Linked DNA regions of Homo sapiens: all the other regions are linked to region 3. Evidence: chromatin loops called from intact Hi-C (ENCODE). Cell type or tissue: IMR-90. All regions are shown on one strand.

What was found. Peaks named below come from ENCODE experiments on the same cell type or tissue, not always from the same donor. Only the 100,000 strongest peaks of a DNase experiment are listed, where the experiment ranks them.
Region 1: it touches region 3 in a loop (2.2-fold over the local background); 5 of 110 quality-filtered maps call a loop at or near these places.
Region 2: it touches region 3 in a loop (4-fold over the local background); 8 of 110 quality-filtered maps call a loop at or near these places.

What each region holds. Positions count from the first base shown.
Region 1 is chr11:15,711,357-15,719,356 of GRCh38, reverse strand. The region is part of intron 2 of LOC105376567 (a long non-coding RNA gene); the gene reads left to right. Among named protein-coding and RNA genes, the nearest start is that of LINC02751, 160 kb to the right of the region's middle. RefSeq lists an enhancer at 7,218-8,000. In IMR-90, no CTCF peak of the experiment used is centred here; DNase peaks (open chromatin) are centred at 2,596 and 4,536; H3K27ac peaks cover 656 bases.
Region 2 is chr11:15,983,889-15,991,888 of GRCh38, reverse strand. SOX6 (SRY-box transcription factor 6) reads left to right here. Exons shown (of 16, transcript NM_001367873.1): 14 at 2,659-2,892; 15 at 5,469-5,685. Among named protein-coding and RNA genes, the nearest start is that of MIR6073, 18 kb to the right of the region's middle. In IMR-90, no CTCF peak of the experiment used is centred here; a DNase peak (open chromatin) is centred at 4,668; H3K27ac peaks cover 2,839 bases.
Region 3 is chr11:15,645,557-15,653,556 of GRCh38, reverse strand. The region is part of intron 4 of LINC02751 (long intergenic non-protein coding RNA 2751); the gene reads right to left. Among named protein-coding and RNA genes, the nearest start is that of LINC02751, 97 kb to the right of the region's middle. RefSeq lists a silencer at 3,154-3,243. In IMR-90, a CTCF peak has its summit at 3,381 (motif pointing left); a DNase peak (open chromatin) is centred at 3,346; H3K4me3 peaks cover 613 bases; H3K27ac peaks cover 1,294 bases.

The DNA of each region.
Region 1 (8,000 bases), 66 kb before region 3:
CTGTGGAGGGTTAGCAGACAAGAGCTGTGCTTCTGTTTGATGGGGGAGAAAGACTCTTACAACTGAAGCTTTTACTTTAAGACACAATAAAAGACACTGACATGCTGTGTAAGCATTGTTCCTGGCTGTAGTTATTCCAATTATTTTTTATGTTTTCTCCTTAAATGAGAAACATATCAGACACTAACTCAAACACGGAGATACCTATTTATGCTTCAGAACAAACAGTTTAAGGGCATTATATACAGATGTCTAAATATTTAGAAAGTGTCTGTTTATGGGAGCAAAATGAAAAGTACCTGTTTTCATTTGAAGGATTTTATGTGAAATTTGCATGTAACAAAAGACAGCCCCAGTGGCAAAGGGGTGTTAGAGATGAGAAGTGTGTGCAGACGTGAAGTTGTGGAGGAGGGGGAAAAGGGAGCATTGTGGGGTGGGGTCTGTCCTTTGCACTGACCCAGAATTGGGGGGAACTGGCAAACTTAAGCTGGGGTGATGTTTCCCCTTTGGCTGGGGTGTAAATAAATTCCTTGAAGACATCAGAGTATTTTAATGACCTAAAATGGGCTTCTGAACTCACAACTTTATCTTCTTATTAGACACTCTTCTTAGCCCCAAAGGGACATTTAAAGAGAAATAAGATCCTGATCATTTTAGAAAAATGTAGTAAACTGGGGATTATTAGACTATCTGGGGGATGCTCTGGGCCCCCCAGAGCTGGGGCATCATGGGAGCTTAGACGGAGGAGTTGAGAGATCATCTAACACTTTATCTGACATGCAAGCAGACTTCAGCTCAATTTAAGAAAGAACACAATGTGTGACACTGTGTATGGTTTTGGGAAGTAGCGAGGTCTCTGTTGACTGAGGTGTTCTAAAATAAAAAGACCTCCTATCAGAGATGTTTTAGGGGATTAGCTAGATTGCAATTTTTCTCTGGCCCTTTTAGTCCTCATGATTCTGAGATTAGGTGATTCACAAGAGTTCCAAAGGCACTCTTCTTCCACGACTTTGTTTCCTAGGGACATACTGCCAGCCCTGCAGCTCCTGGAGCTGGGGACTCCTCAGCAGCTGATTGAATCTGCACTGAAAAATTCAGAGCTGTTTCTTGAGTGAAGGATAAATGCTGCCTGTGCCATCTGCTTCTTGGTATCTCTCTGAAGCTCTCACTGGTCCCAGTTCTAAAGGTCTACATTCCTCATGATGGGGACTTGCTCTTGCTTGACTTGGGGTGTGGTCTTAGACTTCTCTCCCCTTTTCTAGATGGGGTGGGATCTTATATGGGGGGCTCCTAGTAGAATCATTTGCTTCAGGGGCTGTGAGAACAGAAACCGGCAGTCCAGGGGAGGGAGCAAGATTCCTAGGCTGTCTCCCTTTCTCTATCCCATATTGGAATTTAACAGTGAGGCTGGGCTGATCACCTTGGCATTAGAGGGCAATGGGGAAGTTCTGAGTTCTGCCAAAGCCTCCTCCAGTTGGTTCCCTTGACTCAACCACCTCAGTATGATGGTGTGGTGTGTGTTTCGGGTGGAGCAAGGGATGCAGCTGAAATAGATGCAGGGGCTAAAGGCAGAAGCAGAGGTTCTCCTGTCAAAACAGGCAAAATGCCCATGGTGCAGCCCTTTCTACTTATGGTTGAGAGTTGACACTCAAATTTGGCCCTGGAGACAGAGTGTAAATGGTTGACATATTTTTCTAGGGCTTCCATTGAGAGCAGGACTTAAGGACAATGGTTCCAGACCTCAGCAGATGGGAACATACCTCACAGGTGGTTCACACATGTTCACTCCACAAGGAACATTCATCTTTATGCCAAAAGGGAGTGGCCAAAATAGTTAAGATGAGAAACTGGTTGGGGGTTAGGAGTTGGGGGTAGTGTGATGGAGATGCAGGAGCTTAGGCTGAGATGGGAATTGCTAGGATCAGCAAGACAAGAAGAAGATGAGGGAGACAGACATGAAATTTAAGACTGTTTCAAATGGCTGTTTTCACTCTATTGTTCCCTTATCCTATGAAAGGGGAGCTCTGAGGCTGGGTGTTCATCGTTTCATTTATTCATTCAGTGTTTTTTCAGTGGCATATTGAAAACAGGCCCCATCCATATATTGGAGTAAAGTCCCTACTCTCAAAGAGCTGAATATTTAGTGGTAATTGCAGTAACCAAACTCTATTGAAGATTTTACACTCAATTGTCAAAGTCCAAGGTAGCTGGTATAGAGAGCAACTCCCAGAGACCAGCTGAGCATCAGGAGCAGAACCTCACTAACTGGAGAGGGGTTGGCAGGAGCAAAGCAGGTCCCTCTTGCCCCTTAGAGGAAATCGGTGGCTAGAGAAGCTACCTGAACTTGGGACCAAACAGGCTAGTCTTACACCAGAAAGCACCTAGTAAAAAGTCTTGGCTGAAAACCTGAGTTCTCTAGAGGTACCCTAGCTAATTGGAGGTGACGGGAGGGCAGCACAGAAGCTTGGTGGTTAACACAAACCACCCCCACGCCAGACCAATGGAGAGGCAACTTGGGAAAAACAGTGGAATCCTGAACTCAGTGCCTGGGAAATGACTCACAGATGAGGCTAATAAACAGAGAGAATCAACATTAAGCCCCATTGGACTGGATTCTGAAGATGCTTGAGGACTTCCTGCCTTAGTCAGATTTGGTTTGGAACTGGGGCAGGGCCAGGCCTGCAGGTGGAAGCAACATCAGCCCCAGCTGTGGGTCCTTCTGACCTCTTTTTCTCTCTACCAGAGAACTGGCTATTTTTACCTGTCAACTGGTAAGTTTTTAGGGAGATTGAATTCAACTGACATTTACTTTGTGTGTGTCCTCACACCCAGACCTAGAGATAAAAGAGAGAGCCTCCGCACTAGAAGAGACAATGGCTAGTGGGAGCAGGCCTTCTAAACAGCCAGTTGCAGTGCAAAGTGACAAGGGCTTATAATGGATTTGGATAAAGAGCTTGGGATTCACGTAGAGGAAGAAGCCCATAAACATGCTGTAGAGCATGCCCCTGACCATATGCCCATTGAATGAATTAACAAACTGTTATTAGTTTTTTCTTTGTTTTTTGTGTTTTGGTTCAGAGAAGGATGGATAGAGAAAAGCATCATTACAAAAGTGAAATGTGTGAATTTTATTCTGGCTTTGAACATTGAGTAGACGAAGAAGACAATTCCAGACGGAGGAAACTCCACAAGAAATATCATGGAAATTTGAAAGAACACAGTGGGCTTGGGAAGAGGTGAGTTGTTTGGTATGGCTAAAAAGAGATGAGGCTAGAGATAGTAGGCAAAGTGCAAGGGATCTTGAACACAGAATTAGGCAGCTTTTTCTGTGTAGCAAACAACCACAGGATTTCAGGACACAAAAAAAGCTAGCATTGATGTCTAGCACATGCATTCACAAGGGGCTGGGATGGGTGTTTCAGGCCTGAAGTCAAGTTCAGCTCTGTCCCACACATCTTACTGTGAGCCCAGGCTATCCAGTAGCAGTTTTCTGGGGAATGTTCTTCTCATGGAGGAGGTTTGAAGCTCTTAGAGGAGTAAGTGGAAACGTATAATGTTACTCAAATCCTAGGCTCAGAACTTAGACACTGTTTCTTCTACCAGTACAGAATCATGCCCCACGCCCAAGATGAATGGGGGCAAAAGAGCACTTTTCCCATAGGAGGTGATAGAGGGAGTGAGTTAAAATAGTTGTTTAACAATTCTCTTATCTGCCTTAAATACTATGCCATACTGTTTTGTTTTGATTGTGGAAAAAATCAGGGATGTTGCTAGGTCTTCTTTGTAGTTGAGATGGTTCCATTTAAACAGGAGTGTCCAGAAACACTCACCATAATGCAAGGGAACATTTTATTCACAACTGAATGTAGTCAATATTCTTCACTTTGTTTACATATTGGAGTGTCTGAAAGACAGGCATTGTGATTCATTTATCTCTATAGCTTCAACACTGAGCACAGCTTACAGCACACAGCAAGTGCTCGTAACATTTGTTGAATGGAATGGCCTTACATTGCCCTCAATGTATGATTAAAATTTAATGGGTAATGCACATTTCTCTACCTCCATTGACAGTTCAAGGTAAGGGTGGGGTAATGAGTGAAGAGCAGACATGACCCACTTGAGGTGGGAATGAAAATGCTAATCAGAGAAACCAGCAGCAGTCGGAAGCAGGTGGCCCAAACCCCAGCTGCAATAGTCAAGAGGCCACTTGATGTTGAGAGCCAAGAAGGACTTTGAATAATGGGACTTCTTCCAGGTAACCGTCGATTTGAAAGATATGTATATATTTCTAATGACAATGGCTAACACATATTGGCTGCCTCCTACATGCCTGACACAGTCTTAATATGTTGTATATATTATTTCATTTAATTGATTCTTCCTTTGGGCCACAGTTATTAATGAGAGACATCATTGAAGAGAATCATAGTCTGTTTCCATTGTACTAGAGTTGCATTTTTATGTGCTGGTTCAGTGGCAAACGAGGACAGAAGAGGCTAAAGCAATGTAAATACAATTGAGTATTGTAAGCACAGCTGATGAAGTCAGTAAAACTGAGCAATTGCCGATGAAAGACTGAGAATGCACTGCAAATAGTTTCAGTTCTCAAATAAAAACATGACCAGATCAGTGAACAACAAAGAATGTGGACAAAAGAATGAAGGAGCCAGAAAAACTGATTCCCTCTCTGCCACTTTTGGTTCAGAATTCCATTGATAATTCTGGTGAGGAAGCACTTAGATCTCAGGGATCCTGTGCAGTATATCTGGGCCTGCAGACCCTTGAGAATAGGCATGTAGTTTTTCACTTTTGATGCCCCAGAGCCTAGCATGGTGCTTGGCAAATAGTGCAAACTCAACATTCTTTAAAGACCTGAACTCTGGCCTATCATAGAGTGAAAAGAAGCTTGAGGAAATTTACCAACGTCTTGACCAGGTTTCCGTAGACAATGCCTCTTTCCGTTCCTCTCTGTTAGAGATCTCAGTGGTGGAAGCACCATCATCCCAAGGAGACTTAGGGTAAGTAACTACTCTTCAGTTCTCTCCTTTGATATCTGAATATAACTTTTTCCCTATCCCTGTACCTGCCCCTCACATCTGGCCCAAGATCTTGGTCTGCAGAAAGCAGGCAGATATCAATAGGCCATTGAGCAAAGGCCTCTTGTGCTCTGAGTAGTGCTAAATTGTGGGGATGTGGCTTTGAAGGCTGTCATGGAAATTATGTGAGGCTGTGACCAGTGAATGGTATGAGATTTCAATTCATTACCAGAAAGAGTATGCATTGGGGCCGGGTGTGGTGGCTTACACCTGTAATCCCAGCACTTTGGGAGGCTGAGGCGGGCGGATCACAAGATCAGGAAATGGAGACCATCCTGGCTAACAGGGTGAAACCCCGTCTCTACTAAAAATACAAAAAATTAGCTGGGGGTGGTGGCGAGCGCCTGTAGTCCCAGCTACTCGGGAGGCTGAGGCAGGAGAATTGTTTGAACCCAGGAGGCGAGGTTGCAGCCGAGATTGCACCACTGCACTCCAGCCTAGGCAACAGAGTGAGACTCCGTCTAAAAAAAAAAAAAAGGAGTGTGCATCACTCCCAAGCCATCTGGAATACAAAAGATGGTGCAAAAAAAAAAAAAAAAAAAAGCCCCTCCATTTAAAAAAAAATTTTCCTTCTTAGATCTTCTAGTTCTATCAAGTTCACCTTGAATGGGGAGGAAAGGGAAAACTTTTCCTATCTATCTAACCCAATTCCTATAATATATATAATAGAAATTGGCTATTAGACTGAGTAATTTCTAAAGAAATGGGGCTTATTTGGCTTGCAATTCTACACGCTGTAAAAGCACGGCACTAGCATCTGCTTCTGGTGAGACCTCAGGAAGCTTTTAGTCATGGTGGAAGGTCAAGGGGGAGCAAGTGTGTCCAACCTGCTCTCACGTGAACTATTAAAGTGAGAACTCATTACTACAGGCAGGGCGCATTTCATGAGGGATTTGCCTCCATGACCCAAACACCTCCCACCAGACTCCACCTCCAACACTGGGGACCATATTTCAATCTGAGATTTGATATCTGAACCACATCATGGGATTAGTGCCCTTATAAAAGAGGCCCAGGGTCCCTTGTTTGCCCCTTCCACCATGTGAGGCACATAGCAGGCACTAGGTATGAGGAACAGGCCTTTACCAGACTCCGAATTGGCTGGCACCTTGATCTTGGATTTCCCAGCATCCAGAACTGTGAGCAAAAAATTCTGTTGTTTATAAATTACCCAGCTTAAGGTATTTTATTGTAGCAGCCAAAATTGACTATGGCCCTCTGGGTGATGGATGATGATGCAAGCATCTCTACAGCATTATGCAGGCAGAAAAAAAAAGGGTGTAGAATTGTGGACAGTCTTCACAGAAGAGGTGCCCTTGAGCCAAGTTTAAAAATAAATGTCCATTTTCAATAGTCTGATGAGAATATAAATTACTAAATGGCAGGTAGAAGAAAGAGCATTTACATGGGCATGGAGAAATAATAGAAAATGGCGCATTTGGGGAGCTTGAAGTATTCTTATTTGGCTAGAGTGCATGATCTCCACATGAAGGCACAACAGGAGACAAGATTTTTTTTTTTTGAGATGGAGTCTCACTCTGTTGCCCAGGCTGGAGTGCAGTGGCATGACCTCGGCTCACTGCAACCTCTGCCTCCCGGATTCAAGCAATTCTCCTGCCTCAGCCTCCCAAGTAGCTGGGATTACAGGCATGTGCCACCATGCCCAGATAATTGTTTCTGTATTTTTAGTAGAGACAGGGTTTCACCATGTTGGCCAGGCTGGTCTCAAACTCCTGACCTCAGGTGATTCACCAGCCTTGGCCTCCGAAAGTCCTGGGATTACAGGCGTGAGCCAGCACACCCAGCCAGGAAACAAGATTTAAAATATTTAAACAGAGTCTGCCCTACATCTTGGGTAAATCATTTTCCATTTCTGACTTTTAATCAGTTCATTTATATAGCTGAACTAGAGTCCCTGCCCTCCCTAATTCCTAGGGCTTAGCTTTAGAATTTATTTTAATTTTTTTAGAGACAAAGTCTCACTATGTTGCCCAGGCTGGTCTCAAACTCCTGGCCTTCAGTGATCCTCCCACCTTGGCCTCCCGAAGCACTGGGGTTTCTGGCATGAGCCACCTTGCCTGGCAACTTTAGAATTATAAAGGGAGACAATATCAGCCAGATGGTGGAATAGGAGGCTCCGTATTTTCTCTCTTCCTACAGATACATGGAATAAACAGCTACACATGGATCAATTTTCTGTGTGACAAATCTAGAATTACAAACTCGAACAAAATGGGCCCTTAAATATCATCTAGTCCACAGGTTTTTAAACTGTGTTGCCAGGGCTTCCTTGGAGTCTGGGGGTTCAGCTGCCCTCAGGATGGGGGCCAAATAGGCTGAGATCCCTGTCTCCAGCTTCAGTCAGAGCAGCTGTGCTTTGCTTTGAGTACTGGGCATCTGCGTATGAATTAAGAAAAAAGATGAGATTCTGATGCTAAAAGGCGAAGTTTGAAAAATCACTGGACTGGACCAACCCTCCCACTTTGTAGACGAAGAAAATTTAGAGGCAGGAGGAGCAAGGACATGACTTGCGTGGGGTCAAGAATGAGTCAATTAATGGGCTTTAAGAAGAGACTGGGCTTCCTATTATTGAAGACACATTTTCATGCTCATTTTCTTCTTCAGATCAATCAAGGTGTCCCCCTCCTTCTTCTTGGAGGAGTCAGGCTCCTGCCAGCCAGATCTTCCACAACACTTAAAAGACAAAGGATCAAAGTGAAAAAACAAATGCTAATGCTCCCAACCCTGCTGACCACCTACTGGGCCCAAGAGGTTCAAAGCTTCAAACCGGGGAGGAAAAGCCCAGCCCCCTTCTATCACCCGGGCTCTCTGCAGCTTTTAGGACCACTCTCCAGCATCCCCTTCCACATGGCTTTCTAGAGCTACTCAGGCCTCCTGACA
Region 2 (8,000 bases), 340 kb before region 3:
AAGACTGTGGTACAGCATGTGTGGGAGAGAGATTGGGCATATGTATGGCATATCTGGGAGACTCTATTGGTATGGAGTAGAGAATCTAGAATGTTTATACCAAAGCCAGCATCTAAAAATCCACTATGATCTCTGTCAGTCTTTGAGACAGTAAAACTTCCCATTTACGATGAAATACATATTTTAAATGAAGAAATAAATGGAAGCTGACTATTTGGTTTTGCTAGAGGTGGAGAGAAAGCTACAACAGTAAAAGCAGGCTCAAATGTTAATCACCTGTGGCATAGCAGTTAACTTAGAATAATATTGAAATGTTTTTGCATCTGACATTCTCCACAAACCTGTCTCCTTTTATGTGAATGCATGTCAGTATATAAATTGCTGAATCCATGTCAGTTGTAAAGTAATGGCACTGAGGGCATCATAAATTACCATGGTGATCCTCAGGAGAAGACACTGTCGTATCTGAATGAGTGTTTCACTTCCAGAGTAATGTATGCCTTCATCTGGCCCAGCAGTCAGCATATTGCCCTGTGTTGATGGATATTGTCAGCTGGAAGCTACACTACATTTCACTGCGCAATAAACATGGCTGTCAAACCCATATAAAGTGAAATCAATTTATCCTGTATGGTCAGTGCATTTTAAATGAAATTAATGTACTGTGGGTATCGTGGCAAAAAGGTATCATATTAGTTATGCATCTTGGGATCTAAGACTTTTCATGTAAAGGATCATTCTGTCTAGTAGGCCTAAAAGAAGGGCTGTTTATAAAATATGTTATTTTTGTATAATCTTCAGAAAGTAGCCTTTCTGCCCTCCTTCCTGTTTAGAAAAAAATTCATGTTAGCCAATCCCACCCTTTTATACTGTCTTTTGTTTGCAGTAAATGATAACCATATTTGCTAAATAATAGTGCACTATAATGTTGTAATTTATTACTGGCTTTGACACAAACAAATGTCTACTTAACCAAGGTATCTAAAAATAGAGAGGAAGGGCCAGAGATTGATTGAATCATGTTGGTCCTGTATAATAACTTCACTGAGCAGAAAGGATTTACTTTTTCCAGAAAATAGAAATGTTGGTTTTAATGTATATTTTGCTTCTAAACTTCTGGGCGTAGACTTTCCTGTTATGCGGTAGAAGCCTTGTCTGAGGCTATCAGTCTGACCACTTTACCTTTAATTATAGAAGTTCTCAGTCTGTAGGAGATATTCAGGAGTTGCCACATCACAAAGTATACATCAGTATATCGCCCTGGTATAGGGTGCATGAAAACAAGTAAGAACTATGTTCATTCATTCATTTATTTATTCATTCATGCATTAATATAACATATTTTACTAATTGAAATCCTATGTGCCAAGTACTTTATTGAATCCTAGGAATACAGCAGTGAATAAGACCCATCCCTTGCCCTATCTTCAGGGAGCTTTCAATCTAGTATGTTACTAGAGTCAGCTCTTTGGAAATTATATAGCATCAGGAATTTAGGCATAGTTTCATAGATGTTAAAGAACTACCCTTAAACAACAGAAAAATAGAACAGGACGCTTGAAATAAATGCCTCTTAGTCTATGACTTTTGCATATGAGTTGAAAACCAAATAATCTTTGCTTAATGAATATTTTATTATCTATTATGTGAAAAATCCTGAGGATACAAGAATAAGTACAGCATAATCATTAACTTTAGGTATCTCGTATTCCTGAGAGGAGTGGAAAGGAGGGAGATAGTCACATAAACAATAATTACTATGGGGCATGTCTCCTGAAAGCAAGAGGACTGAGTGCAGCCTGGGGAGCATCACTGCAAGTGCTGTTCCTTTACCCTGAATTACCCTTCCCATCAGACTTTACTCCCTCTCCCACTCACTTGTTGATTCCTATTCATCCTTGAAGACTCGGTTTAGACATCACATCTCCTAGGAAGCACTAGCTGACCATTCTATCTGGTGCTTTTTTGGTGCCCTGTTAATGTCAGTATTGTAGCACCTCTCACCCACTTTGTTATAATTGTCTGTCCTTACTCTGAACTGTGAGCTCCTTAAAAGCAGGAGCTGTTTTATTTACCATGGTCTCCTTAGCACCTGGCATAAAACCTAGGTTATAGTAATTGCTCAATAAATATTTTTCATTGAATTAATTCATTCAATCATGAAACATGATTGAAGGTTGAATGGGATTTAGCATGAAAGAGTAGGAGAAGTGTCTTCTAGGCAGTGAGAAGAGCACAGGTCAAGACAATATTGTGAAAAACAATTCTATTTTTGGGAAACATATAGAGTGGTTGTGATCTGGGGCAAATGAGTCTAAAATGACCAGTAAGAGCATGTTTTTGAAGAAAGGAATTACAGCAGGAAAGTTTACCATAAGGTAATGTCATTCATTGCTCTGTGATCACCTACCATTTATTGTAGTAAATGTGGTAGGGTGTATAAAACACACACAAAATTAATTCTTAGTGTGTCTTTGAGGGCTACATCAGAAGAGCCTGTAGAACTGTCATTTGAACCTGCCTTCTACTTCCAAGAAGTCACTTAGAAAAGAAGAGGAGGACCTGGGGAAAACAGCTGACCCAGGCGGCAAGCTGTGTGACATTATCCACAAAATAACGCTTTCCACTCATCTTGTTCTTCCTGCCCTGACATTACAGGAAGTAAAGCAATGAATGGCTCTGCAGCTAAACTACAGCAGTATTATTGTTGGCCAACAGGAGGTGCCACTGTGGCTGAAGCACGAGTCTACAGGGACGCCCGCGGCCGTGCCAGCAGCGAGCCACACATTAAGCGACCAATGAATGCATTCATGGTTTGGGCAAAGGATGAGAGGAGAAAAATCCTTCAGGCCTTCCCCGACATGCATAACTCCAACATTAGCAAAATCTTAGGTGAGTGCAGCAGTGCAGCTAAAGCTGATCTTCTCCCCTGCAAATCCCATGAGTGCCACCAGGGTGGGAAGCAAGGGGATAACTAGGATCCTAAGGGAGATTGTGGCGGGCGCAAGTTAGACGAAGGTCAGCCAGCTGCCGCAGGAGCCTTCGTCATCACGTCTGCCTCCCCCACCCCATAATGTGGCATGTAGGTTTGGGAGTTATTATATCCACCAGGTGCCAGGGCAGGACTGTCTGAACACTTATTTCAGAGACAAAACTATTTATAGTATGTGTTAATACTGTGAATTTAGCAACTCTTGAGAGGTCACTGCTAAACAAGAATCGTGGAGACAAGCTTTATCTCCTTTTACTGTGCAGTTCTCTTAAATTCATATGTTGCTATGAAGTACTCATAGACCCTACAGTTTTCTGCTTTAGTGTTCTTGGGTTTATATGTCCCACTGAAAGAATTCATCAAGGACTAGAAACCCAAAATGGTATGAAATTCATGGAGTGCAAAACAGTGCCTCTGATGATCACTTTAAAACTTGTAAAATAAATCTACAATTATTTTAATAAGATATGACTAGTTCAAATTTCATAGCAGTGAGCTGAACACACGAGCTGCAGGGGAGAGGCCCAGTTTGTGGTAAATTGCCAGAGTGATTCTCTATTTCTCAGGATTAAACTCAAGCCTTGTTCTATTAGTGTAGAGCTTGCCTAGTGTGGATTGTACAGCTTGGAATTATTGTGCTCAACATGTTAAACATATTTTATTCAACATGCAGCATTACAGTCAACATGTTTCCTCTTTAAAAAGGAAAAACACAGAAGGCACTGCTCTACTTAAAGCTGTCACGATGTGACAAAATCTCAAAGGAAGCCATTTAAGAAGCTGAAAAACATTAGAGACTTAAACTGTGGTTTTAATTTTTTAAATGTTTTGTTCAAAAGTAATAAATATTTAACCTGAGTAAATATCAGTGATCTGGACATGCACAGATACACATGTTTTGTCACTGTATAAATAATTTAACTTGATTCTGAGGCATTTTGAGGCAGTGACCTCTAAGAAAAATTTAAAACATACATAAGATCAAATAGTGGTGAAATGTTAAATATGTTTTTCTTTTTTTTTTGATTTTCTAATTTCAAAATGGATACTAAATGTCATTACAATTAAGTGTGGTTTTTATTTTTAGAGCTTCAGAGTTATGCATAGGGATGTTATTTTGAATTTAAATATCTTTCAAACCAAAATGTTCCTAGTGGACATACATTTTTTTTTTTCTAGTTAAATGACATTCTAAAAAAAAAAAAAATCAGTGCTTCTCTGGCCTTACAGTTTTATATCTAACTTGAAGATTTTCATATTTTTCTGCCCTTTTAGTAGCAATATGAGTAAGCCTTCAGATGGGCACAGAGCCTCTCTGTTTCCATTTTGGCAGCTGTGGGGAATCTATATTATTTGTGTGCATTCTGTGAAAAAATTATTAGGAATATAGTAAGTATATTCATTAAAATGTAAAGTTTTAAGTGCAAGCGTTTCAAGAGCACCAAGAATTCTTCGTTAATTGGGGCTTTAAGCTGCTGGAAACCAGCAGAACACAGAGAAGCCTATCTGCTTAGGCCTTCTACACAACTTTTGAACAACAATCAGGAAAGAGCAGGGATGCATGTGCTATTAAAGCAGACTAGGATATTGCTGGCTGCAGAGAATATTTGTACAACTTTTCCATTTGTTTATGTATGAAAAATCTCCACTGAAGAATCGCTAACATCCAGTCTGCACAGCTGTTACCGCTTTATTCACCAGCGAGACACAAAAATGCAATTTGATACATGTAAAAAAACACATCCCCTCTTCATCAAGTGTTTAGATAATTCTTTATAAACAATATTAGAGAAGTGAATACTTATCCTTCTTCCTGTATAAACCGTATTAAAATTTTTGTACTTTTATTGGTACAGCTTTGAATGAGCGTTTATAGTACTTGAAAATGGTATATATAATTCCAATGGTATCTTCCGGTTCTAAAGCTATAACTTCTTAGGTAGAGCTTAGGTTTTTTAATTACCTAGGCCATGGCAGACTTGTGCACAGTAGTTTTTTATATATGGAATGATTTCAACATCTGCTGACATCTTGTCAAAGGATAGTTTCACTAAAGATACTTGGAGTTTGGGAGATGTTTGAATTTCTAGGACAAACAAAGCTTTTCCTGAGAATCCTGTCATGCTCAAAAGTATGCTTAGGAGGTTTAGCCTTTTATCCCTGTTGAGAGGGTAGGCAGGTGGATGGGGAAAGACCTTGGTGTAGGCAATGATCTTTAAGCAGCAAAGATATATTTTAAAATACTATAGTAGCATCAGTCTTAAACTATTGAGATAAATAACACAAGAAAGTATCATACGCAAAATTGTTCTTTGTGTTATAGACTAAAAGTATAGTTGGGACAGCCAGTGGTATGTGGGAATTGGAGCCACCCAGCGCACAGATGAGTGAAGTGATGGGAAGGTATATCTAGTTGTGTTTGCCTAGAATATGTTGCCTTGACCACTTGGGTACTTAAGGCTATTTTTATTTCTAGGATCTCGCTGGAAATCAATGTCCAACCAGGAGAAGCAACCTTATTATGAAGAGCAGGCCCGGCTAAGCAAGATCCACTTAGAGAAGTACCCAAACTATAAATACAAACCCCGACCGAAACGCACCTGCATTGTTGATGGCAAAAAGCTTCGGATTGGGGAGTATAAGCAACTGATGAGGTCTCGGAGACAGGAGATGAGGCAGTTCTTTACTGTGGGGTAAGTATTCCTGAATTTAGCCACCTGGGCTTTACTTTTGCGGTAAGTAACTATAGGATGGCTACTGGCAGTATGTTTGGGAAGGAGATTAGGGAAAGAGGAGGTTGTGGCATACTGAAGGGGCTTGGCCATGAGAATCTTTGCTGTGTCATAGGGGCACTGCCTTGCACCATGGCTTTTGCTCAAATCAAGCCAAACCTGGAACAGTTCACTCCCAGCTGATCACCCCTGTCATTGTCTCCCAAGCCAATTTAAGATGCTCAGTGGCCACACACAGAGTTTCTGGTAGTTTATTTAAGCAGATACACAGGGAGGAAAAATAAAAACTAACCTTAAGAAATCCCCATAAGCTTTCCAGCTTCTCTGGGTGGTGCTTCTGACTCTAATCACAATAGTCTGCTTTTGTTGTGGGATCTACCACAAGATAATTGGCCTCGACATTGGTTAGAGGACCTCATTTTTGGCATAAGATCCAGAACTCCTGTTGCAGTAAATTATTCTGTGGTGGGAGCAGTAACAATGTGTATTTTCTTGCTTAAATCAGAAACTAGACATGCTTTTGATATCTTCAAGTCTGATTTCATGTCATTTTGTTTAAAAATTAGGTAATAGATTTCTGGTATAAATTTCAACTTGGCTGACTGGCTGTCTGCATTCAAAAGAGGCCCCTCATAACCACAGTAGTCAGGATAAGTGGGGATGCAGATGACTGTAGATTCCAGCATACCCAGACCTAGAAGCACAGCAGGGTGGCAAATCCAGAGGGCCATTTGAGGCACAGACCTGAAGCAGCTGGACTCAGAGTAGGGAAACACTTGGGAAAGAGCTTGAGAGAGAGAAGCAGAGTAAGCAAGAGGGAAGTTGCATTTGCTGTGAAGTTGGAGGAGAATTGAGGAGCTGTGCTGTGCCAGGAAACTAAGAGAGCTTCACTTGAAGGTAGAAAAAGAGGTACCTTAAAGGAGAAGCCAAGAGCTATTCACTTTTAAGGGCACTCAAGAGGTAACCCTGTGGAACAAAAAGTTGTTTTCAGAGCATGTGTTTAAAAGGAATAGTAAATAGAGTAAGAAAACAAAGCCAATGAACGTAGTCTGGGTCATGAATCTGTGCAATACACTGCAGTGTTTTCGGGAGGAGCGTGGGCTTTGGAGTTTGACTTCTGGGGTTCACATACTGACTGTGCCACCTACCTGGGCAAGTTATTAAACTTCTCTAACTTTTGTTTTCTCATGTGTAAAATGAAATGAATAGTGGAAACTATCTTGTATGATTGTTGAGAAGATCCAATGAGGCAACGCTTTTAAAAGTACTTTATATAGTGCTTAATACGATATCAATAAAGGTGAACTCTAGCATTATCATTACTATTTAATATGTATTTCCTATCACAGAAAACCATATTTTATATCACACCAGATGATCAGTGAATTTCTTTATACCATGGCAGAACCTTTTAGAGGTAGAGAGAAGCTTAAGCCACTTTATTATAAAAGATCCCAGTATGTTAATAAATGAAGACATGACAAAATAGGATTATCAAATTCCTCTGTATTATAAATGTTTGCATTTTTAAAGGTAATGCGTTTAACGCTAAAAAGGGCAATGTGGTATAATTGGGCTATTCAGCTGATAATTAGAGGATTTATGAAAAATACTAATTCATAGTCCACTTTAAGATTATGTGATAAACATTCTCTTTTAATCCCGTTAGTACACCTCTAAGATTGTGTATAATCTCTTTTGAACAATCCAAAGTTTAAGTTTGGGACCTCTTGTGATTCCTGCCCTCCCTCAGTCATGTTCCCTGTGTATGTAGTGATACATAGTGGGGCTGTTCCGCCAGTCTGGAAGGCTACTAAAGGTGCTGTTTTAATACCTTGGTGTAATACTTATTTGAAAATATGAGTTGCAGTAATACTATTGAATTTAGTTCCCTTTACTAAAGGGTACATTAAAACAGCTCTAGATCAAAATACCACAACATGTACCAATGCATGTAAAAATAAAAAACTAAAACAATTTAATAACATCTATTATTTATTGACTATCTAGTGTATACTAGGATTTTAGATATATAAGTCACATAATTCTCTAAATAAGATAAAGAAGTTGAGTTTTAGAGAGTTTCTATGGCTACAGAAAGGTGATAAAGAGCAAAGGTTCAAATTCAGGTATTGGCCCCCATCATGCCAAATGACTGAGGAACTGTCTTTACTACTTTGTCTCAAAATATGCCTCATAGCCCTATGCTGGCAGTCATGAGTGTGGCTATGCCATCTGAGCAAGAGCTCTTAGCACTTGGAGAAAATGAAGTCTCT
Region 3 (8,000 bases):
TAATGCCTATCAAGCATTTGAATAGTACCTGACCCACCCATAGTGTTCAGTAAAGATTTTTCACTGAACATCCCAGTTGTTTCCCTTCAGAAAGAAATGACCTGTTTCCTTATCTATAAAGTGAGTGTAGTAACCCTTGCCCTTAAACAATTCATAGGGGAGCACTTTCAGAAAGGTAAAGTATTCAAACTTGTTGGTCACCTTCTGCATACCTGTGTGCTGGCAAAAACTGGAGTCAGCACCTATTTTATGGAAGTTTTTTTTTTTTTTTTTCTCTTGCCCAGGCTGGAGTGCAGTGGCGTGATCTCGGCTTACTGCAAACTCTGCTTCCTGGGCTCAAGCCATCCTCCCACCTCAGCCTCCCGTGTAGCTGGGACCACAGGCACATGCCACCAAATCTGACTAATCTTTTGTATTTTTGGTAGAGATGGGGTTTCACCATGTTGCCCAGGCTGTTCTTGAACTCCTGAGCTCAAGCAATGCACCTGCCTCAGCTTCCCAAAGTGCTGGAATAACAGGCGTGAGCCACTGCGCCCAGCCTGGAAGAATTTTATTTAAATTATTATTTTTATTATTAAAATAATGCACTAGCACAATGGTGGTGGGGATGGGGAGATGGATCAAGAGAGAAAGGTGGGGGTGGGTAATAAAATCAGAGTATTCAGACTTCAGTGGAAGGTAGGGATTACTGTGGTGGCCCAGGAAGTGGCCTGGGGAGTCTCACCAATGGGGCATGACTGCACTGATTCAAGGGCCTGGGCTCAAAAGGGTGTGTGTGTAGTGGTGGTATGTGCACATATCTGCATTGTGCCTGTGTGTGTCTGTGTGTGTGTGTATGTGTGTTGAACCTAATGCCCATAAGATCGTAGAACTTTTCTATACAAAAGAAAGGACTCTGGAGACTCATCCATGGATTGTGCAAGCAGGGGTGTGTGTGTGTGTGTGTGTGTGTATCTCTTTTTCTGTATTGAGGCCAGTTTCCATGAGAGGGTGACTTTTTTCACCTGTGTGCACTTGGAGATTTTTTTTTCCTTTTTTATTATAGTAAATGTAGCTTGAAAGCTGAGGATAGCATAGCTTTTCCCCGAACACAGATCACATCACATAATTTTTCTTTCAGAGAAAAGTGCTGCAAAATAACCTGCAGATGGTAAGTCTCTCTCTCTTTCTGTCCTGCTCTCGCGTGCTCTCTCTGTCTCTGTCTGACTCTCTCTTTTTCTCCATCTGTCTCCATGTCTCTCTGTATCTCTATCTCTGAGGCCCTATTTATAGCTTAAAATGCTTTCGCATTTTCACACTTGGCATGTAAAATGCCCCCGTATTACATAAAATAGCATGCATTCGGGTTTGTAATTAGATCGTTGTTTCATCCCAAGTTCCACACATAATGATGCTGGACCTTGTTCCTTATTCCCTAGTACTACCTGCAAATACTGCCAGGTCTGGGTATCCTGCCCTAACCCCTTCCCCAGTTTCGTTTTTGCCAACTCCCAATGACAATCCTGCAACCTCACTGCTCCCTGCTCCCTTGCTGATCCTCTCCTGCAGCCTTCGCGATGGGTTCAGCGTTCTTCGGCAGCGGCTCAGAGCAGCCCGGACCTCCTCTCTTTCTCTTTCTCTTTCTTTCTCTCTCTCTCTCTCTTTGGCATGGCCTGAACAATCGCCTCACTCTGTTAGCAAGGCCATCAGAATTTCTGAACACAGTCACAAAATTTATATCCCTCCAACTGCCCCGATATAAACACTACCCAGAGGAAAGGGAGGAAAGGTCTCTTTTCTCTAAAATAAGGAGACGCAATTTAAAAAAAAAAAAAAAAAGCGGGGGGGAGGAATCAAGATTCATTTTTAAGCAATCTGGACATGTGTTAGAGGATATTGCTGAGAACAATTAGGGATGTATGAGTGAGAGGTTTATTTCTCACTTGCTTGTCAGGTCAGAAGACAATCTGTTTATTTTCCTGCTACAGTTTTATTCGATAAACTGAAAGGATGGGAGCTAGGAAAGAGGGTATGAACAGGATGTGTGCTATCAATTTGTCAAATAAATAATCGTGCTTGGAAACAACAGATTTTATTAATTAGACAGGATAGTGTATTATTACCATTAAAGTGTTATATTGCATTAATTTTTATATTTTACTCCGCTACTAATTACTGTAAAAGATTTCGGGAATGAAGCAAAATAAAATCATGCCGCATTATACATAATGTAAAGATAGCGTGAATTAATTTGTCGGCCGCTCCCCGTCTGCCTCCGGGAGAGGAAGAGGCATGGAAGGGCCTCCGCTGCTCGGCTTGCCGGCCGCTCCAGAGCTCTGCACCAGCGCTGCTCCCGCCTTGTCGCAGGAGGCAGCTATGAAGACCTAAGGTTCAAGACCCGGCTCAGCCGCGAACTTGCTTGGTACCCTTTGGCAAATCACTTCTCTGAGGCCTCGGTTTCCTCTTCTGTAAATGTAAACATCCCTTCTTTTTTTTTTGCCTTACGGGGTGGTTGTAAAGAGCTAACGAATTCCCGAGAGTAAAAGTGCTTTCAAATGTCAGAGGTGGGGAGACGGGTTGAAATCCAGTACAATAAGAGTAGGTAGACAGAGGTGGGGGGCGTCCGGAGTTCAGACCCTGCAGGGGCAGGTCTGGTCAGATTTAATGCTCAGAGGCTGCCAGGGCAGGGGGCCTGGAGAGTTAGGGCTTGGGAGGGAATTAGGGCTCTCCAAGGCCATCCAGCGGTCGTCTCAGCCACCCCCTCACTGCACAGTGCCTGGGAGCGGGGGCCCATGGCCACACCCTGGCGTAGCCGAGTTCCTCACTGTAAATGCAGACTAGAAGACACCCCCGTTATCCCCAGGCGCTCACACCAGGGAATCCCCCACTGGGTATTGGCACAGTGGAAAAAAGCACGATTCTCGTCAGACAGGACCAGGTTTTAATAACTGCACAGCCACGCAAGAGCCATGTGGCCACAGCCAGTCCCTTAACCTCTCTGAAGGGCAGTTTCTTCCTCAGTTAAAAAAAAAAAAAAAAAAGTTGTTTGCTCAGGAAGAAAATTCCCACGCTGGGCACAAGTTCTGGCTAAGGAGTCGGCGGGCTGGGCCCTCACGAGGGTGCCAGGGTCCCCAGGGCTCCCCATGACAGCACAGCCGCATGGGGACCAGGAGCCCCAGCAGAGCCCTCCCCGTCCAGCTCCATCCAGGCGCTGCCTCCCGGGTCCTCGCTGACCTCCGCTCGGGCAGAAGCCACCGAGTCCCAGGGCGGCCCCCAAGCCCCACCCCGGGGGCGCGGTTCTCCCTCGCTCGGCGGCCGAAGCCCAGCCACGTTTTTCTCCAGGCTGGGTCTCCGCAGCCAGGGCCAGGCGAGGGCCATTTCTCACGACCCGCTGCCACCTACCGTCCGCAGCGGAGAACTGCAGGCCGAGCGCGGCAGGCCTCTGGGAAGCTGCCACCCAGATGGACCAGATCCCCAGGCGGCGCTCAGGCCTCTCGGCCTGGAGCCCCAGTTCCCAATGTGTTCCGGATACGTGTTGCAGCCTTGTGGGAACAACTCAGCTGGCCACCTGAAGCCCTGATGCTCTGGCTTGCACTGTCACTGGGGTAACTGGACCCCTGGGGACACAGGGGCACGAGGGCAAGCCACTCCCTCCCCATCCGGCTATAGTCTCCTTTAGAGGCCTGAAAATCCTGCCCCTGGGTTTGGAGGGCTGTCTCTGGCTGCTTGAACTGGACCTGATGTAGGGCTTCCAGAGACAATTGTCCCGGTTTCCAGTTTCCAGAGTTAGAACTTCGCCTGCCCTGCAAGTCTGACCTGAGTCTGAGCTGGGCCTGCCTTCAGCTTTCTCCGTATTCTCTGGATCCCTTATGTGACCCTCTCTTGGGGCATGGATCAGGCAGCCCTGCAAAATAGCATGGTCCCAAATCTTGACTTCTCCACTCACAAGCTAGCTTATCTGCGGTAAGTGACTCAGCCTGACTAGGAAAACTCCTAGTTTTCCTCATCTTTAAACCAGCAATATCAGTAGTAACTTCCATATACGGTTGCCATGAGGATAAAATGAGTGAATATATATATACAAAGGAATTAGAACAAGGCCTGGCACACAGTAAATGGCTTATACGTGCATAGTAGTGCATTATCCAAGCATTAGGGATTATCTGTGTCGGTGTTATCTGTGTGCCTGTCACAAGACTTCCATTTGATTGTGAACTCCATAAGCATAGAAATCATCTCTGATTCAGCCATGAATCCTCAGCTACTTGCACACAGAAGGATGCAGTACCACTTATCCATGCATTCATTCATGCATTTAATAAATATTTATTCTACTATGTGCCAAGCACTGTGCCCTGGGGTTACAAGCATTAATAAAGACAACGACCCTTCCCTTATGGAGGTTATATTGTTTGGAGAAGACAGAAATAGAGCAAACAAGTAAGTCGATAAAATGGGCACATCTTGTAGTAAGTGCAAGAAAGAGAACAGCCAGACTCTTTGAAAGAGAATGAAGGAGGAGGAGCATGGAAGAGAGCTTTTGGATGGTCAGGGAAGGCATTGCTTCTAAAGGCCTCTGAAGAGGCGATAATTAAGCTGAAACTTAGATGAAAAGGAGGAAGGGGTATAGGCAAAAGATGGACTGCATCTTATATGAAAAGGATGCCTGGGGTATAGGCAAAAGATGGACTGCAAAGGAGCAGGAGGAAACTTCCCAAGGTGATGGAAATGTAACGGTGGTTGCCTAAGTGTATTTATAAAGTTGTCAAAACTCATCAAACTGAACCCTGAAAAGGAGTGAATTTTATTCATACAAATTATGCTTCAGGTTGGGCTCAGTGGCTCACGCTTGTAATCCCAGCACTTTGGGAGACCGAGGTGGGTGGATCACCTGATGTCAGGTGTTCAAGACCAGCCTGGTTAACATGGTGAAACTCCGTCTCTACTAAAAATACAAAAAGTAGCTGGGCCTGGTGGTGTGCACCTGTAATCCCAGCTGCTTGGGAGGCTGAGGCAGGAGAATCGCTTGAACCTGACAGGCAGAGGTTACAGTGAGCTGAGATCACACCATTACACTCCAGCCTGGGCAACAAGAGTGAAACTCCATCTCAAAAATAATAATAATAATAATGATAATTATTATTATTATTATTATGCTTCAATAAAGCTGATTTAAAAATAAAAGATGGTAGCCAAGTAAAAAATCAAGGAAGAGCATTCCAGACATAGGAAAAAAGAGCTGATGCGTAGCCTCTGAAGCAGGGAAAATCTTTTTGCATCCTAGGAAGGCCTGTGTGGATGAAGCAGGGTAAAGAAGAGGGAAGGTAGCAAGAGATGAGGCAAAGACATGACATCCTGGACCTGGTGGGGTTAGGATTTTATTCTGTGTGAACAGAAAAAGCCCTTGATTTGCTATCAAAAGTCCTAAACCCTGGTCTGGACTTTCTAGCTGTGTTGTCTTGGATGAATCATTGAACTATTGTGAACATTTTTTAAATCTGTAAAATAGGAATAAAAATGATATGCAGGGATCCCATCAAAGGGGGCTGCAGCCAGGGCTGACTATGAAGGCAGGTTGACACCTGATGCCTGGGGATATACCCACATATTTTTATTGGGCACTCAAAAGATTGCTTATTGAATTAAAATAGTACATGCCTGTATGGAGCAGAGACCTATGACCTTTCAAATAGCAGTTGGTGAGTGGTGGGGAGGAAGAATGGGAATTATTCCCATAATTATGGCATTGACTAATTAGGGCATTGAGTCCTTCAGTGTGTCCTCACCTACCCAATACTGTTTTTCTCTCTTATAGAAAATTCTTATTTTCCTTGGTCTCATAGCATGTGTCACAGTTTATTATTATGCATTTAAATTCTGTGCATCTTTGTTCAGTGTCTGACTTTCTGCAGACTGCAAGCTCCATGAGGACCAGAACTGTGTCTCTTCTCTAAACCACTGTACCCCAGTATCTAGCACTGTCATTGGTACATAGGAGGCACTCAATAAATACTAATTGAATGAATGAATGAATGACTATAACCATCCATTTATCCAAAGACAATTAACTATCCACAGGGCCCTTTCTGCTTCTTCCTAAATAATCCACCTTCTTCCCCTTACCCACTGGAAGCTCATCACCTAAGCCTTCCTTTTTGGGTTTTCTCCATCATCCTCATTCTAAATTCAGCACCGCCCAACCCCACAGAGCTTCTTTCTTTCTATTTTAATAAACATCTACACAAAATTAAGGAGAGAAAGACTGGTGGTTGTGTTTGATTTCACACTGGTTTTGACGTTTGATATTGTAAACTTCTTTCACCTTAATTTGATTTTCTGAAGTAGATAGGGTCAGATCAACTATAATTCCCATTTTCCACATGAGGAGCCAGACAGTTGAAGAGATGGATTGACTCATCCCATGGCATAGCTAGGGAGTGGCAGGGACACAGCTAAACCCTGGGTCCCATGGCTCTAAATTCCATGATCCTTTTCCCTTACAGGATCCTCTGCTTGATGGTTTTATGTGCAATACATTTCTCCCTTCGCATCTTAGGCACTGATGGTCCATGACAAATCGTGATGAGGGTTCTCCACTGAGAAAAGATGATAAAGACTCTCAGGAGCAATACTGCTCTTACTGTAAGTATCTAATCCACTTCCAGTGGCCATCAGGGCAAATGGAGGACATTACAACACGATTACATGCATAGATCCCAACTAAGTCCTCTAGAGCCAGATCTGCCAGGTTTGCATATTGGCCTTGCTACCTTCCAGCCCTCCAACCTTGGGTGATTTATTTCAGGTCTCTGTGCTACAGGCTCCTCATCCTAAATTGGAGATAAGAATAGTGACTACCATATAGGGTTTCTGGGTGAATTAAATGAGTTAATACATGTAAAATGCTTGGAAAAGTGTCTATCCAATAGAAAGTGGCCAGTTGATGTTGTCCTTCCTTCCTTCCTTCCCTCTCCATCCCTCCCTCCCTCCCTCCCTCTCCTTCCTTCCTTCCCTCCTTCCTTCCTTTCTTCCTTCTCTTTCTGTATTTATTTCTCTCTCTACTTCTTTCTCTGTTACTTTTTTTGTTCTTCTCTTTACTTTTCTTTTTTCTCTCTTGCTCTATATTACTTATTCTTCCTAAATTCCTGTCTCTTCCCTGAATGTAACTTCACAATAGTGCATCAATAAACATTTGTTGAACCAATACATAAATGAGTAAAGAAAAAGGAAAGAGAAGGAGGGAGCTGATGTCTGGCACAGGATGTGAAGAAATGAGGATAGAACAAAACAAGATAATCTTGTGTTTTTATATGTTTGTTTTTATCTTAATGTATAAGCTATAAGAGGTAAGACACTCTCATCCTGTTTTACCATGGGAAAGTCAAGCAACCTCTCTGCGCCTCCATTTCTGCATCTGTAAGGGAGCAGCATTGAACTAGATCATCCTTATGTTTTCTCTGTCTCTGACTCTGAGTCTACAATTCCATCTATATGAAATGTGATGTTGACTTTTCCTAGCATTTGAAAAGGGGATAGAAGAAGCCAAATGTACATTCCCAGATGAAACCTGTTTCACCTGTGGCACCCATACGAGGCTTCGCAGGTGTATACTTGCTTTGATCTCACCCTAGTGCTGACTTCTATCTCCTACTCTGCCTCTTAATAGCAATGGGACTTTGAGCAAGACACTCAACATCTCCAAGCTTCCCTTTCGTCATCTTATGATGGGAATAAATGAGATGCTTAGCACAGTGATCAACATGTAGTAAATGTTCATTAAATTACTATTGATGTGTGTTATTAAAGTGTGTATATGACATCAAGCCTTGACAAAACCCACTCTAAGGCCAAATGATGAATTTCGTATTAGCTGGTATGTGGGGCATTTTATGATTAAGCATTCATCTGTTAGAAATTGAACCTCATGATAGCATAGAGAAGCGGATGAACTATGAGTTCTGACTCAAGCTTCAAAGGATTACATGCATTTTTTCAGGTCCCAATATATTTCTGGTACTTTG